Linked DNA regions of Homo sapiens: region 2 is linked to region 1. The links are chromatin loops, found by intact Hi-C in ENCODE. Cell type or tissue: sigmoid colon. All regions are shown on one strand. Links, peaks and the distances in the headings refer to the core of each region. The heading gives the core; the rest is flanking DNA. Region 1 overlaps PDXDC1 (pyridoxal dependent decarboxylase domain containing 1). Region 2 overlaps PDXDC1 (pyridoxal dependent decarboxylase domain containing 1).

Region 1 (5,428 bases), core at 303-5,302:
CCTGGGTGACATAGTAGGACCATGTCTCTCCAAAAAATTTTTAAAAATTAGCTAAGTGTGGTGGCATGTGCCTGTAGCCATGTCTGCTCAGGGGGCTGAGGTTAGAGGATCACTTGAGCCCAGGAACTCAAGGCTGCAGCCAGCTATGATCACGCCACTGTGACAGCCTGGACAATAGAGCGAGGTCATGTCTCAAAAAAAAAAAAAGTTTGTAAAAAATGCTCACGAAGGTATGAATAGTAGGGCTTGTTTTATAAAATGAGCTAACTATTAAAGTCTCAGTTCTGGCTGGGTGCAGAGGCTCACGCCTGTAATCCCAGCACTTTGGGAGGCCAAGGCAGGCAGATTATCTGAGGGCAGGAGTTTGACCCGGCCAACATGGTAAGATCCCGTCTCTACTAAAAATACAAAAAAATTAGCTGGGCGTGATGGCGGGCACCTGGAATCCCAGCTACTCAGGAGGCTGAGGCAGCAGAATCACTTGAACCCGGGAGGCGGAGGTTGCAGTGAGCCGAGATCAAGCCACTGCACTCCAGCCTGGGAGACAGAATGAGACTGCATCTCGAAAAAAGTCTCAGTTCTGTGACAGTGAGCATGCAATTGAATGGCTCTTCTTAGGAAAGGAGAATTAAATCATACCTATCATGCAACTGTGTTAGATAAAATTGTAGCAAAAATATTGAACCCACGTCATTTATACAACAGAATTAACTGTACTTGAAATATAATTTATGAATTTGTAGAGAGGTAAAACTGTGTCTAAATTCTCAGCAATTAGTATCTATCAGAAAATGTGCATGTAGATATACCCACTCTGTAAATGCTTTGTTGCACTTTTTTTGGTTTTGGGATTTTTGTTTGAGACAGAGTCTTGCTCTGCTGCCCAGGCTAGAGTGCAGTGGCGCGTTCTTGGCTAACTGCAAGCTCCGCCTCCCAGGTTCGAGTGATTCTTGTGCCTCAGCCTCCTGAGTAGCTGGGACTACAGGCGCACACCGCCACGTCCAGCTAATATTTGTATTTTTAGTAGAGACGGGGTTTCACCATGTTGGCCAGGCTGGTCTCAAACTCTTGACATTGGGTGATCTGCCCTGCTTTGGCCTCCCAAAGTGCTGGTTTTACAGGTGTGAGCCACCATGCGTGGCCATGCTTTCACTCTTAAAAATGCTTGGGTTTAAGAGTTGGTGGAAAAAGGAAAAAAAAAAAATGCCCTGATCTGGATGATGAGTTTACGGCCATCTGGTTGAGACTGTTGTAAAGTAGAAATTTTCCCTGTAAAGTGTCACTTTCTTCCCAGGTGAAAACATTAATCAAGCAAGGATAATCTTTAAAATTAAACCTTAGTTCTAAATATGATTTTTGAGTACAAGCTTTTTTAAAGTGTTGAGTTGCTTCATTTACTTACTTGATAAAATTGAGAAGCAGTATTGCCCAGTGGTTAAGAGCACTGGTCCTAGAATTTTACTTAGTTTTAAATTCTGGCTCTAAAATGTACTATGATTTGGGGCTTGTGAGGAAGTAATGTGTGTAGAGGCGTTAATTATTAGCACAATGCCTGGAATATAGTAAGCAACCCAGTAAGTATTAGTAATTATAAGGATCATAAATCTGATTGAATATTTACTCTGTGTCTGACCCTGCACTCAGTGCTAAGGGATTCAGAAATTATTTGACATTCTTCCGAGGAACTTGACATAGAATACTGTTTTTCCTTTGTTTTTTTGTTTTTTGAGATGGAATTTTGCTGTCGCCTAGGCTGGAGTGCAGTGGCACCATCTCTGCTCACTGCAGCCTCCGCCTCCCAGGTTCAAGCAGTTCTCCTGCCTCAGTCTCCCGAATAGCTGGGATTACAGGCACCCCCCACCACGCCTGGCTAATTTCTGTATTTTTAGTAGAGACGGGGTTTTGCTATGTTGGCCAGGCTGGTCTCAAGCACCTGGCCTCAGGTGATCCACCAACCTTGGTCTCCCAAAGTGCTGGGATTACAGGTGTGAGCCACTGCGCCTGGCCTGTTTTTTTTTTCTGCCAACATTATCAAACATTTTCCTATGTACTAACTAATAGACATCTTTATACATCTTTATACAATTCTTTTTTTTTTTTTTTTTTTGCCATACAGGTTCATTTTATTGAGTGGAAAGCTTACAAAAGGTCCACTGGCCCCTTCCCTCCCCACGTGACACTCATTCCTTCCAATGCAAACTCTGGTGTATCCACACTCGCTTCTGCGTCACTGGTTTCCCCCAACAAGGCACAAAGGGCGGGTGCTTCCAAAGGATCCCTTGCTCCTGGCAGTGGGACTTTCAGTGCTGGGTGTCTTGTGCAAATGGTGGCTGAAAGCAGGACTGTTAGTTCACTCAGACACTGGGATCTTCCTTACTCCTGCAGAGGGGCTTGGCTCCAGGCCCACAGTACTCGTTGTAGATGAGCTTGAAGAGGAAGAGGTGGAAGAGGGTGATGAGGGAGGCCAAGCTGAACCAGAAGAGGAAGGGCAGCCCGGGGTCCTGCTGAGCCATGTGCTCATCATGGGCCAGGATGGCCTTGAGGTGCAGCGTGTGCCGCAGGTCCTGCAGGTGTGTGAGGTCGGTGGAGATGTAGAGCAGTGGCGTGATGGGCTGTGTCACCATGACCGAGAAGGTGTGGCCCGTGGGCGCCGAGGTCAGCTCCACTGGCTCGTCCAGGCAGCCTGCCTTGCAGGCATAGATCTTGACAGGCTGGCCACGGGACTCCACGGACTCGTGTAGGTAGGGCTTGCCCTCGGCATCCGCCAGCACGGCCAGGTTGATATGGTCGTTCTTGTAGCGGATGCCATGCAATGCATAGCTGTTCTGCAGCACGTCGGGGTCGGCCTGGAACTGGAGGTGGTTCTCTGTGAACTGCAGCCCCCCGAAGCTGAGCACCATGCCCTGCAGGATGCCTGGGGCACCCACCTTCACCAGCCCCTTGCAGCCACTCTTCTGGAGGGTCAGCCTCCACAGGTCAGAGAGCTGCAGGATCTGCTGGACGGAGGACAGCAGCCCCGGCCACAGGTTCTCGGCGTGCATGGTGGCGTGCCCGCTGAAGCGGTGATCTTCATAGTTGAGCGTCGACTCCATCTGGTCTCGCTCCCTGTGGCTCAGGGAGGGGCTGAGCAGCGGGGCTGGCGAGCAGGAGAGCATGTAATAGAGCGTCAGGTTCACGGTGAGGCCAGACGGCCTGTGGGTGTCAGTGATCTTCATTTCCACTCCTGGGCTGAAGAGCTGAGCCCAGAGGAGCTGGTGGTCTTGAAGCAGCTCCGCCGCTGGCATCTCCAAGAGCTCCAGCATTTCCTTCCGTGCCAAGTCCTGCAGCGCCTTGAGCTCCTTGGCTGCTTTGCTTTTGGGCACCTGGGGGATAATGGGGCCAGAGACGTGCACCACCCACAGCACCGTCTCATCCAGCTGCGTCTTGGGAGCCACTTGGAGGCGGTTCACCAGCTTCTTGGCGGCCACCACCACCAGGTGCACCAACCCAGTGGGCGTAGGCGGGGACCGGCCTGAGTAGAGGAGGAACTGATGGTCTCCGACCTTCTCCAGGGTACTGGTGAAGGCCTTGGGGGCTGGGCCGGCAGTGGGCCCCACAGTCTGCAGCGCGGTCACGCGCTCCGTGGGGTTGTTGAGCTGGATGCGCTGCAGGTAGACGTGGGGTCGGCCCCTGTGCGCCAGAAAGCCCTCTTGCAGCAGCACGCAGTCGCGGCCGGACCCCGCGGCAAGGCCAGAGACGGAGGCGGGCCCGGGGCCGGCGGCCACGGGGCCAGGACCTGGGGACCCCAGCTGCAGGCAACGCACGCGGCGCAGCAGCCCCTCCCGCAGCAGCAGCACCGCCTCTCCAGCTTCAGCCAGCGCGCTCAGCGGGCGCAGCTGCACGAAGGGCACAAAGTCCGGCGCCACGGCGGGCTCCCGCTCCCCGGGAGTCACCCACAGCCGATTGGCAGCCACGTCCAGGGCCAGGAAGCCGTTGGCCACCAGGGCCGGCACTCCAGGGCCCAGCGGTACCGCCTCGCCGCGCTCCCGCAGGCCGCGCCAGGCGCGGGTGGCCGCCTCCAGGCAGGCAGACGGCTCGGTGGCGCCCGGCTCACCCCAGGACCAGGGAAGCAGGTGCAGGCCGCCCGCCGCCCGCTGCGCGCCGGACCCCCCAAACCACAGAAGCAGCAGTAGGAGGCCAAGCAGGCAGAGGAGGCGGCGGGCCCAGCTGCTCGACAGCAGTCCCGGCAGCCCCTTGAGCCCCTGCTGTAGCCACATCGGGCCGCCAGGCGCGGGCAAGGGCGCGAGGGCGGCCGCCGGGCCCGCCGCCCAGCCCACCGGCCCGGCCGCCCGTGCCTCACTGCCCGGCCCAGACCGCGGCGCCCACCCCGGCCCCCGCCGCAACCGCCGCAGCAGCCGCCATCGCTGCTTCCTCCTCCTTCTCCTACAATTTAATTCTTCATTTAGGTTTGTGTCTGGCTGTTGCCCTGGTGTTGTTTATTAATGTTGATCATACAGCTATTTTGGCATTGCCCACAGCTATTGAGGATAAGAAATGTGATGAAGAAAGTGGTAGCTGCCCCCAGTAGAAGCTTATGAAGACGCTGTTTTTAGTTTTAAGGGATCAGTTAATCTACAACTTTTCATAGAGCATTCATTGGTTTAGATCTTAATATTATCCTGAAACTGGATAATACTTTATATTTTGAATTATCCAATTAATGCAACAAACACGTGAGGGTCTATGGCATTGGAGTCATTGTTCACATTTATTCACCCAAACTTAACTATCAGTGCTGCTTTTCCTACCCACCCACTCCCCCCTGGGCTTACTCCCTGAAGAGCAAGAATGATTTATTTATTTTTATTTAATTTTTTGAGACAATCTTGGTCTGGCGCCAAGGCTGAAGTGCAGTGTCGCAATTTCAGCTCGCTGCAGCCTCCGCCTCCTGGGTTCAAGCGATTCTCCTGCCTCAGCCTTCCGAGTACCTAGGACTACAGGCATACGTGACCATGCCCAGCTAATTTTTGTATTTTTAGTAGAGACGGGATTTTGCCGTGTTAGCCAAGCTGGTCTCGAACTCCTGGGCCTCAGGTGATCCGTCAACCTCGGCCTCCCAACGTGCTGGGATTATAGTCGTGAGCCACTGCGCCCGGCCAGCAAGAACAATTTAAACATAAGCCAGTTTACGTTTACGTAAACTGCATGTACACTCCAGAGTCAGAGATTCACCTGGGGATTGTGAATCTGCATTTCCCTCCTGCCTTTCAGTTTAAGCATCTTGTCATTACACGGGATTTTAGTGTTTATAAATGCATGTTCACACAATGTGGCTTCTAAACTATTTTGTGTGTATATATATGTATTATATATGTATATAGATATGTGTGTGTGTGTGTGTGTGTGTGTGTGTGTGTGTGTGTATTTGTTGTTGTCGAGACAGGTTCTC
Region 2 (5,303 bases), core at 23-5,022, 45 kb after region 1:
ACCTTCCCAGTAGTGGAAGAGGGAGCCCTGCCCTCTTGTCATTGGCCATCTCGTGAGCATTTCTCTGACATTGTGAACATCTTCAGTTTTAGGAACTCGGGGAGAGGATGTGGATCAGCTCGTAGCCTGCATAGAAAGCAAACTGCCAGTGCTGTGCTGTACGCTCCAGTTGCGTGAAGAGTTCAAGCAGGAAGTGGAAGCAACAGCAGGTCTCCTATATGTTGATGACCCTAACTGGTCTGGAATAGGGGTTGTCAGGTAAAGTCTTGGCCTGCCGCTTGATGTTGGAGACTTTTCTGTATAAAGAACATGAGTGGGTCATTTTCTGAACCACCTTAGAAATCCAAGATGAACGTGTAGTCACAATATGCTTAACGAAAATGCAACTCGGTTTTCTGGGCATTTACAAAAGCACAGTGCAAGCAGGCAATTTGGCCAGCGTGGCGCTCAGGGAGGGGAGTTGCTGAATGTTCTGTCTGTAGGTGCCGACTCTCAGCTACCTAGGAGAAGATGCCAACAGGTATATATCACTCACTGAGAATGGTTACTATCCAGGGCATATAGAGAATTGCAAATCAGTAAGAAAAAGAACCCAGCTCTCGGGGAGAGAACTGGGTGCAGTCCTATGGCTGCTTTCTCGCCTTCAGAGGTGAGGCAAACCTCTTTTTGTATTGCCCATGAGACTTCCAGACCTTGTATGGAACTAAAGACTTAGGCTTTCAGCTGGGCACGGTGGCTCATGCCTGTAATCCCAGCACTTTGGGAGGCCAACAGGAGCATAGATGACTTGAGGCCAGGAGCTTGAGTCCAGCCTGGACAACATGGCGAAACCCCATCTCTAGAAAAAATACAAAAATTAGCCAGAGGTGGTGGTGCACACCTGTAGTCCCAGCTACTCGGGAAGCTTAGATGGAAGGATCAACTGAGCCCAGGAGGTGGAGGTTGCAGTGAGCCAAGATCATGCCACTGCACCCCAGCCTGGGCCACCAAGTGAGACCCTGCTTTAAAAAAAAAAAAAAAAGGCTTTCCTGTGACTTTCTCTTTACTCCTGGCACACTTCCAGAAAGTTTGTGGTCTGGAGACACTCGCAGTAGCTCTTTTGCCCACTGGTTCCACTGCATTGTCTTGCTAATATTTAGAGGTTTCTAATCCTGTATCAGAAGAGACATTTGATCTTTTAAGCTGAAATGCTGTGGTTTGATGTTGTTTTAGGTATGAACATGCTAATGATGATAAGAGCAGTTTGAAATCAGATCCCGAAGGGGAAAACATCCATGCTGGACTCCTGAAGAAGTTAAATGAACTGGAATCTGACCTAACCTTTAAAATAGGTAACTGCTTACTTTGTAAGTCAGCTGTGGGGTTTGGAAGGACACTTGGTAACCGGCTTTGAAGACGACGGCTCATCCCTTAGCGGGCTAGCGCCTCTCGGGCTGGGTTCCAGGCGAAGATGCGGTTCTGAGACCTCCCTCCCCTTCTGCAGCCTTGCCAGGCCTTTCTCTCCGCCCTTAGAATCTCCATGGAGGAGACCCCTTTGTGTGTGGTCAGGACCCTGAACAGGAGAGTAGGTCCACGTCTCACCCATGACAGAGGACTGAGAAACTCAAGTTTGTCTCGTTACCTTTGCAGGCCCTGAGTATAAGAGCATGAAGAGCTGCCTTTATGTCGGCATGGCGAGCGACAACGTCGATGCTGCTGAGCTCGTGGAGACCATTGCGGCCACAGCCCGGGAGATAGAGGAGAACTCGAGGGTCCGTAGCACCCATCAGTGTTCATTCCTCTTCTGAGTTTTGTCCCACCAAACAGCAGGGGCCACGAGGAAAGCAGCTGCCCTTGGGATGTCTGTTCGTTGTCTCTCAAAGTCTGTCAATGTTTCCTGTAAGCTGGGCCTTGTGCCAGGTGTCAGAGATGCCAAGTAGGTTTGACACAGCCCATGCCCCAGTGATCTCACAAGCTCAGGGGGAAAGATCCACATAGCCACGCTGTGTAGTAACCCTGCCTTAGAGAAGAGGGCGGGTAGCTGGACACTCAGGCAGACACATTCACCCCTGCCACCAAGGTCAGGGAGGACTTCTGCTCTGGAGCTGTGTCCTGAGGGTGAATGAAATGGGCTGTTGTATGTGTGGTTCCCCCTACACCCCTTCCCTATAGCACTTCCCACCAGGAATAGACCTACTGCTGTGGGTCCCTTAGCATGGAGGACCAGGATACAAGGCTGATAAGGTATCCTCCAAACAGATGATTACTTCCCTAAAAATCACTCAAAAGGAGAGAAGAGGGACCAAGGTAAGACTGCTCTGAAAGGAGAGAGACACGAGCCATTGGACATGCGGCCGAGAAGCCAGCTTCATTCCTTTCTGGGTGGACTCCTTAAGGTTTCTTTCCAGCCTGACTTTATGACTTCTCTGTTTTCAAGAATACGTAGCAAATGAGGCTGGTCACCAAGGTGTGTCTGCCTAGGCCTCTATGAGCATGTTATCTGCTTGTCTTTGAGTTTCTGTTCGTTTTACGCCGGCTTTTCAATGCAGGATTTCATTGACCTGCTTTTGAAAAATTCCCTCAGTGCTGTGTTACTAGCTCTTCTGGGCCCCAGGTGAGAACCTTAAACAAGTAATGTCTTTCTTGGTCTTGCCACAGCTTCTGGAAAACATGACAGAAGTGGTTCGGAAAGGCATTCAGGAAGCTCAAGTGGAGCTGCAGAAGGCAAGTGAAGAACGGCTTCTGGAAGAGGTGAGGCCCCCGATGGGCAGCAGGCTGGGGGAGCCGCCGTGAGGCCAGGTGGCCCTGAACTCTGGTCCTGTCTTGCAGGGGGTGTTGCGGCAGATCCCTGTAGTGGGCTCCGTGCTGAATTGGTTTTCTCCGGTCCAGGCTTTACAGAAGGGAAGAACTTTTAACTTGACAGCAGGTAGGACGGCATAGCCTCTTCCCAGGTCTTGCTGACCTTGGGAGGTTTCACCAAATGCCCTTGGGTCCCAACACTTCCCACTGAGAATCCCGCCCTGGTTCCCGTTCTTCATCACTGGGTGTGGGCCGGACATCTGAGGAGACAAGTTCTGGTGTGCCCTGTCCTCCTCCCCACCGCACCCTGGCGGCTGAAACAGCAAGGAAGCAGCTACCCACTCTCCACAGCTGTCACCACCGCAAGGCCATGAGGACACGCCCACTCAGCCGTGCAGACTCTCAGGGTGCTGTGTCTTGGGCATTTTGGTTCAGGGTTAATACTTCTTGTCTTCATGTGTGTTCTGCCCCAGCAGAGGACAGCTTTTGCAAGTGGCAATGCAGAGACTGAAGCATGGAGTGCTGGCACGGTTTATTTTGAACCAGGCAGCCAGCAAGCGTTTCAGCCGCTGGAATGTGGGGAGGGTGTTAACAGTCCGTGACTCCTTTCCTGTTCTACCAAGGAAATAATTTCCTACACTCGAGCCCCTTCCTTCATTCTTTCCCAGGAAACGATGACTCCATTGTCATGAAAGCAAAAGATAATCTGATTTCTAATCTGCCAAGCCTTAGCCTTCAGCAAAAAGGCACCCACTTCTTGTGGCTACAGTACGTTTCCCTGTTGGGCCTGGCTCCCTGGGTGTGCTTACGCCATACTGCTGGCGGATGCTGGCGGTACTGGCCCTGTGAGGTGGCTTTCTCTAGCTCACGGCACATTCATAAGTGCCCTTCTCTCCACCAGTCTGTGGCAGGCTCAGTGGCTGGAAGGAGGTTATTGGGGAGCAAGGCTGTGTGAGGGCAGGTGGTGTCTTCAAGGGCAGCCTGTGCCTGTAGCTTCTACCCAGCCCTCTCCTCTCCCGCAGGCTCTCTGGAGTCCACAGAACCCATATATGTCTACAAAGCACAAGGTGCAGGAGTCACGCTGCCTCCAACGCCCTCGGGCAGTCGCACCAAGCAGAGGCTTCCAGGTAAGTGACGCCTCTGCACCGAGTTCAGGTAACAGGTTTCCCCTGTTGACTGTTACTTGCGTTTGTTTTCTGGGTTCTTGAACTCCAGAGGTCTATTTCTCTTAAGACCAACTACTACCATCTCTTTAACCATCTTGGTAGCCGTGGGATTCAGCCTTGAAGAAATCCCACGGTAGTGCGCTAAGGGGAAGTTGGGGTCTTGAAAGATGACATTGTCACTGTGGTGTTTACCCTCCTGGGCGTTTCCTAATGAAGATGACCTTAGAGTTCCCCGGCCTGGGGAGCATGTTGGTGTCAAGCTAGCAGCTCTCGGTTTTCTCATCTCCTAAAACACCTCAGAGCCAGTAAAGGTTTCTGCTGAAGCTGTGTTGTGAAATAAAGCAATTATCTGTTGCAGAGACAGCCTGTGTTGCAGAAGTATCCTCACTGAGTTTCAGCGCAGTCTGTCTGCCCTTTCTGTAGGCCAGAAGCCTTTTAAAAGGTCCCTGCGAGGTTCAGATGCTTTGAGTGAGACCAGCTCAGTCAGTCACATTGAAGACTTAGAAAAGGTGGAGCGCCTATCCAGTGGGCCGGAGCAGATCACCCTCGAGGCCAGCAGCACTGAGGGACACCCAGGGGCTCCCAGCCCTCAGCACACCGACCAGACCGAGGCCTTCCAGAAAGGGGTCCCACACCCAGAAGATGACCACTCACAGGTAGAAGGACCGGAGAGCTTAAGATGAGACTCATTGTGTGGTTTGAGACTGTACTGAGTATTGTTTCAGGGAAGATGAAGTTCTATTGGAAATGTGAACTGTGCCACATACTAATATAAATTACTGTTGTTTGTGCTTCACTGGGATTTTGGCACAAATATGTGCCTGAAAGGTAGGCTTTCTAGGAGGGGAGTCAGCTTGTCTAACTTCATGTACATGTAGAACCACGTTTGCTGTCCTACTACGACTTTTCCCTAAGTTACCATAAACACATTTTATTCACAAAAAACACTTCGAATTTCAAGTGTCTACCAGTAGCACCCTTGCTCTTTCTAAACATAAGCCTAAGTATATGAGGTTGCCCGTGGCAACTTTTTGGTAAAACAGCTTTTCATTAGCACTCTCCAGGTTCTCTGCAACACTTCACAGAGGCGAGACTGGCTGTATCCTTTGCTGTCGGTCTTTAGTACGATCAAGTTGCAATATACAGTGGGACTGCTAGACTTGAAGGAGAGCAGTGATTGTGGGATTGTAAATAAGAGCATCAGAAGCCCTCCCCAGCTACTGCTCTTCGTGGAGACTTAGTAAGGACTGTGTCTACTTGAGCTGTGGCAAGGCTGCTGTCTGGGACTGTCCTCTGCCACAAGGCCATTTCTCCCATTATATACCGTTTGTAAAGAGAAACTGTAAAGTCTCCTCCTGA

The links. A loop is a pair of places that touch in the nucleus more often than their neighbours do. Peaks named below come from ENCODE experiments on the same cell type or tissue, not always from the same donor. Only the 100,000 strongest peaks of a DNase experiment are listed, where the experiment ranks them.
Region 2: a loop joins it to region 1, with 1.8 times the contacts of the local background. A loop is called at or near these places in 6 of 110 quality-filtered maps.

Annotation. Positions count from the first base shown.
Region 1 is chr16:14,985,905-14,991,332 of GRCh38, forward strand. All of the region lies in intron 1 of PDXDC1 (pyridoxal dependent decarboxylase domain containing 1), which reads left to right. It also overlaps the pseudogene LOC728138. Among named protein-coding and RNA genes, the nearest start is that of PDXDC1, 14 kb to the left of the region's middle. In sigmoid colon, for the core only: no CTCF peak of the experiment used is centred there; DNase peaks (open chromatin) are centred at 2,397, 2,861 and 4,142; H3K4me3 peaks cover 537 bases.
Region 2 is chr16:15,031,649-15,036,951 of GRCh38, forward strand. PDXDC1 (pyridoxal dependent decarboxylase domain containing 1) reads left to right here. Exons shown (of 23, transcript NM_015027.4): 17 at 87-258; 18 at 1,213-1,331; 19 at 1,630-1,751; 20 at 2,638-2,730; 21 at 2,809-2,905; 22 at 3,801-3,905; 23 at 4,368-5,303. The coding sequence ends at 4,627. Among named protein-coding and RNA genes, the nearest start is that of NTAN1, 22 kb to the right of the region's middle. In sigmoid colon, for the core only: no CTCF peak of the experiment used is centred there; a DNase peak (open chromatin) is centred at 1,903.